2 separate regions of the Homo sapiens genome follow, and region 1 is linked to region 2. A link is a loop called in an ENCODE intact Hi-C map of the cell type or tissue named here. Cell type or tissue: B cell. All regions are shown on one strand. Region 1 has its middle 8.8 kb from the start of CIITA. Region 2 overlaps TVP23A (trans-golgi network vesicle protein 23 homolog A).

Region 1 (2,500 bases), 55 kb before region 2:
AGAACTGCATGAACCTGGGAGATGGAAGTTGCAGTGAGCTGAGATCTCACCACTGCACTCCAGGCTGGGCGATAGAGCAAGACTCTGTATCAAAAAAAAAAAAAGTGGGGAAAAAATCAATCTGGGGAGGGGGCTCAGAGTGTGGAGGGAGGAGTTGCAATTCTAAATGGCTTGGTCAGGGCAGGCTTCATTGATAAGGTGCAAAGAATAGAAGGAATTTAGGAGGTTGACCAAGAAAATGCTTAGAGAACAGTGCTCCAGGCAGAGGGAACGGCATGTGCAAAGGTTCTGAGGCAGACAGTGTGCTGAGCGTGTCTAAGGAACAGCGAGGGTGCCAACATGGCTGGAGTAGATGAACAAGGCAGACAGGAGTAGGGGATGAGAGCAGGGAGCTGATGAGGTAGGAAAGGCCTTGTGGGCCATTGTCCAGATTTAGCTTTTTCTCTGAGTAACGTGGGAGCCAGTGCAGCGTTTAGCACAGCAGAGGGCCAAGGTCATTATAGAGTGGTTGAGAGGGAGGGTCACAAAAACCCCACATGGATGATTTCCTTTTCCGAACCCCCATCAAAATGAAAGTCAGTGCCCTTTGTTTACAAACCATGCAATTCTCTTGCCCTGTCCTCTTTCTTCCCCTCTGAGAGCTGCCCAGCAGCAGCACACCTGCCCACTGTCGCAGGTCAAGCCTGGCAGCCCTGGAGGGAAGCTGGCTGGAGGGCAGAAAGAGAAAGCAGGAAAAGAGCAACTTGCCCTGCACCCCTCCCAGCTCCCCGAAGACCACACTGGGCCCCGAGTGCAGTTCCACTTTCTGGAGTCACGTGGGATCAGAAATAAATATATTACCTCCCGAGGGAGGAAACAGAGTTAAATAACAGGAACCAGCACTCTCGGAAAGAGGGGGTGGGAGGGGCTGAAGTGTCCGGCAGTGAAGGCACATGTGGCTGGGGCAGGAGGGGCTGCAGCCAGGGAGAGAGGAAGGTTCTGGCTTCTCCCCCAGGTGGCATCTGTGCCACCATCAAGACCACACTGGCTGTCTGCGCCCCTGTTGAGAAGCCAAGGGAGAATGTTTGGGTGGTAAAGATGCCCCTTTGCCTAGGTGACTGTTAGGAGGAAGAGAATTAAAGAGGAGTCCAATAGACGATGGAAACCACTTGGGTGAGAATTTGACCACAAGAAGAACCAGCCCTGTAGAAATGTTGTCTTGGCAGGAAAGCTGGTAAACAACACTGCCCTGGTGCCCAAGATAAGGCCGCCAAAATGCATTTGATGCCCTGAAGGCTAAGTTGAAGATCAAAGCTTGTCTGTCTTCAAATCCAGTCTTCACCGCTTCCCACCTGGGGGACCTGGGCAAGTTGCGTCACCCCTGGGCAGAGTCTGTTTTCTTCTTTAAGTGTTAAATAAGGATGGGGATCAAAGGGCTCAAGGTCAAGGGAGAAGTAAGAGGGTTCTAGATTGCGCTTAGGCTGTTTCTGGCACACTAAATAATCAATGTCAATCACTGTTATTCTCTCAAGACTTGCATTTCAGAAGGAGATGGAACAAACACCGTCTTTAGAAAGTTATGACCAGGTTGGGTGTGGTGGCTCATGCCTGTAAGCCCAGCAATTTGGGAGGCCAAGGTGGGAGGATCGCTTGAGCTCAGGGGTTCGCAAGCAGCCTGGTCAACATAGTGAGACCTCATCTCTACAAAAAATAATTAAAAAAAAATTAGCCAGGCATAGTGGTGCATGCCTGTAGTCCCAGCTAGTTGGGAGGCTGAGGTGGGAGGATCACTTAAGCACCGCAAATGGAGGCTGTAGTGAGCTGTGATCATGCGACTACACTCCAGCCTGGGCAAGAGAACAGACCCCGTCTCAAAAAAAGAAAGAAAGTTGTGACATTACAATGAAGGGAGGACTTCTTTGTAAGTGGGTAGGAGACGTAAAAAGTTGGAGGAGCCAAGGATGTGAGTGGAAAGAGGACAGTGCAGGCTTGTCTTTCTGGTTTGAGATGATTGTGTGCCACCAACGCTCTTAAAAATAAGGCCTTCATTCTCTCTCCCGTAAGCGAGTTCTTATTCTCTCTTTCTCTCTCTTTCTTTCCCCCACCTTCTCCCTTTTTCTCTTCCTCCATCAGCCTCCACCTTCCTTCCTCTCCCTCCCTTTTCTCCCTGTCTCTGCCTGTCTCTCTGTCTCTTTCTGTGTCTGTCTTTCTCTCCCTTCCTTTCTCGCTCTCCCTCTGTCTTTCGGTTTCTGTCTCTGTGTGTCACACAGACACACACATGCACACACAAGCAAATGCATGCAAACGCACACATGCCCCCCCCCAACACACACAGTGGGCTCTGCTTTCAGCTTTTTCTCTGGCTCCTCCTTTCTCTGCACCCCATTTCTCTATTTTTTTTTTTGAGATGGAGTCTTGCTCTGTTGCCCAGACTGGAGTGCAGTAGCGTGATCTCGGCTCATTGCAACCTCTGCCTTCCCAGTTCAAGCAATTCTCCTGCCTCAGCCTCCTGAGTAGCTGG
Region 2 (2,500 bases):
GGTGGTCTGGTGAGTCAGGTGAAGAAGCACTTCTGGGGGAAAGATGTTGAACTCAGAGTGGTCCTTGTTAGTCTGTGTTGGAACATTCTAGTAGCCAGTGGACAGCTGGGAGGAGAGGCCAGGAGCTCGAGAAGTCACCAGGGCTGCAATCAGAGATCTGGGAGGCAGCAGTTCATGTATCCAGGTGGGTATGTTTGAGAGCCACCCATCCCAGAATCCTCGGTGTGCCTAATGCAGATTCCTGGGTCTGGCCCTGGACTTATTTAACCAGATTCACAGGGGATGGGCCTAGGAACATGAATTTAAAATAGCACCCCATTGATTCTGATGTGTAGGAATGTAGAGATGGCTCTAAAATCCTGAGAACAAATGAATTTACCCAGATTGCAGTGTAGAAAGGGAATTTTTTTTTTTTTTTTTTTTTTTTTTTTTTTGAGATGGAGTTTCACTCTTTTTGCCCAGGCTGGAGTGCAGTGGTGCGATCTCGGCTCACTGCAACCTCTGCCTCCCGGGTTCAAGTGATTCTCCTGCCTCAGCCTCCTGAGTAGCTGGGATTACAGGTGCGTGCCACCACGCTGGCTAATTTTGTATTTTTAGTAGAGACAGGGTTTCATCATGTTGGCCAGGCTTGAACTCCTGATCTTGAGTGATCCTAGTGCCTTGGCCTCCCAAAGTGCTGGGATTACAGGCGTGAGCCACCATGCCCGGCCTAGAAAGGGAATTCTTAACTGAGGTCTACAGATGGGCTTCAGGGGTTCAGGAAACCTCTGAAAACTATTATCTAAGTTTCATATGTGTGTTGTTTTAGAAAAAGGATCCAAACTTTATTTATTTATTTGTTTATTTGTTTGTTTATGAGACGGAGTCTTGCTATGTTGTCCATGCTGATCTCAAACTCCTGGACTCAAGCGATCTCTCTGCCTCATCTTCCCAAAGTGCTCCCAAAGGATCCAAACATTAATTGGATTATCAAATGGGCCCATGATCCAAAAAAGTTAAGAATCGCTAGTATAGAGTGAAAACAGTTATTTGTAAATCCCTTGTTGAAATGGATTCCAGGCTGACATCGAAAGGAGGTGATGCTGTGGAAGGGGGCCTGTCACAGGAGTCTGGGACATTGGGTTCATCTCTTCCTTTATCACTTTCTGGCTTTGTGATTTTTGGACAGGTCACCTTACTTTGCTGGGCCTCCATTGGCCAGTCGGTAAAATGGGGATAATTGTATCAGCCTGACTTCACCACGTGGTTATTATACAGTTTATTTACTAAATATTTATTCAACATCTGCCAGGGGCAGGTGCTGGGCTAAGCCCTGGGGATGGAGCTCTGGTCTCTGCTCTTTCTGTCCCTGGTTCCAGGTCAGTGAGGTGCAGTGTTGCGGTGGGGGGCCTGGGAAGTACATCACATCTTGCAGGATCAGTGGAGGGTGTGATTCCACAGCAGAGCTGGGCACACAGAGGAAATGTTAGCCATGCTGTATGTGTTTTTCCCCGGTGGGCAAACTTTTTATTTCTTTTTACTTTTTTTTTCAACTTTAAAAAACTGTGATTAAAAAAAACCCACAGCGTAAAATTCCATCTTAGTCATTTTAAATTATACAGTTTAGTAGTTCAAGTATAGTCACGTTGTGAAACAGAGTGTTTTCATCTTGCAAAACTGAAACTCTGTGCCGTTTAACAACTCTCCTTCCCCCAGCCCCTGGTAAATACCATTCTCCTTTCTGTCTGTATGCATTTGACTACTCTAGGGACCCCATAAAAGGGTCATACAGTATTTGTCCTTTTTTTATTGGCTTACTTCACTTAGCATAACGTCCTCAAGTTTCATCCATGTTACAAAATGTGCCAGAATTTCCTTCCTTTTTAAGGCTGGATAATAGTTCCATGATATGAATAAACTATGTTTTGTTGACCCATTCATCCACTTGGGTACACTTGTACCTCTTGCTGTTGAGAACAGTACTGCAATGAATGTGGGTATGCAAATCTCTTTTTGAGATTCTGCTTTCAATTCTTTTGGCCATATACCCACAAGTGGGATTGCTGGATCCTATGGTAGTTCTATTTTTAATTTTTTGAGGAACTACCATACTGTTTTCCACATCAGTTACACCATTTTACAATCCCATCAACACTGTACAAGGGTCCCAGTTTCTCCGCATCCTTGCCAACATTGTTATTGACTGTGTTTTTGATAGTAACCACCTCATGGGTGTGATAACCATGGTATTTCGTTGTGGTGTAGATTGGCATATCCCTAATGGTTAATGATGCTGCTGAGCATTTTTTCATGTGCTATGTGTCCACTTGTATATCACCTTTGGAGAAATGTCTATTCAAGTCTCTTGCCCGTTTTTTTTAATCAGTTATCGGATTTTTGTTGTTGAGGTCTTTATTCTGTATATTAATATTTTCTCTTATTCTATAGGCTGCCTTTTCATTCTGTTGGTTGTGTCTTCTGATGCACAAAAGTTTTTAGGTTTAATGTAATTCCGTTTGCC

The links. A loop is a pair of places that touch in the nucleus more often than their neighbours do. Peaks named below come from ENCODE experiments on the same cell type or tissue, not always from the same donor. Only the 100,000 strongest peaks of a DNase experiment are listed, where the experiment ranks them.
Region 1: a loop joins it to region 2, with 4 times the contacts of the local background. A loop is called at or near these places in 20 of 110 quality-filtered maps.

Annotation. Positions count from the first base shown.
Region 1 is chr16:10,867,127-10,869,626 of GRCh38, reverse strand. It overlaps a transcript of CIITA not described here. Among named protein-coding and RNA genes, the nearest start is that of CIITA, 8.8 kb to the left of the region's middle. In B cell, a CTCF peak has its summit at 1,003; DNase peaks (open chromatin) are centred at 876 and 2,266; H3K4me3 peaks cover 2,338 bases; H3K27ac peaks cover 2,500 bases.
Region 2 is chr16:10,811,934-10,814,433 of GRCh38, reverse strand. All of the region lies in intron 2 of TVP23A (trans-golgi network vesicle protein 23 homolog A), which reads left to right. Among named protein-coding and RNA genes, the nearest start is that of TVP23A, 5.6 kb to the left of the region's middle. RefSeq lists an enhancer at 1,223-1,272. In B cell, no CTCF peak of the experiment used is centred here; no DNase peak of the experiment used is centred here.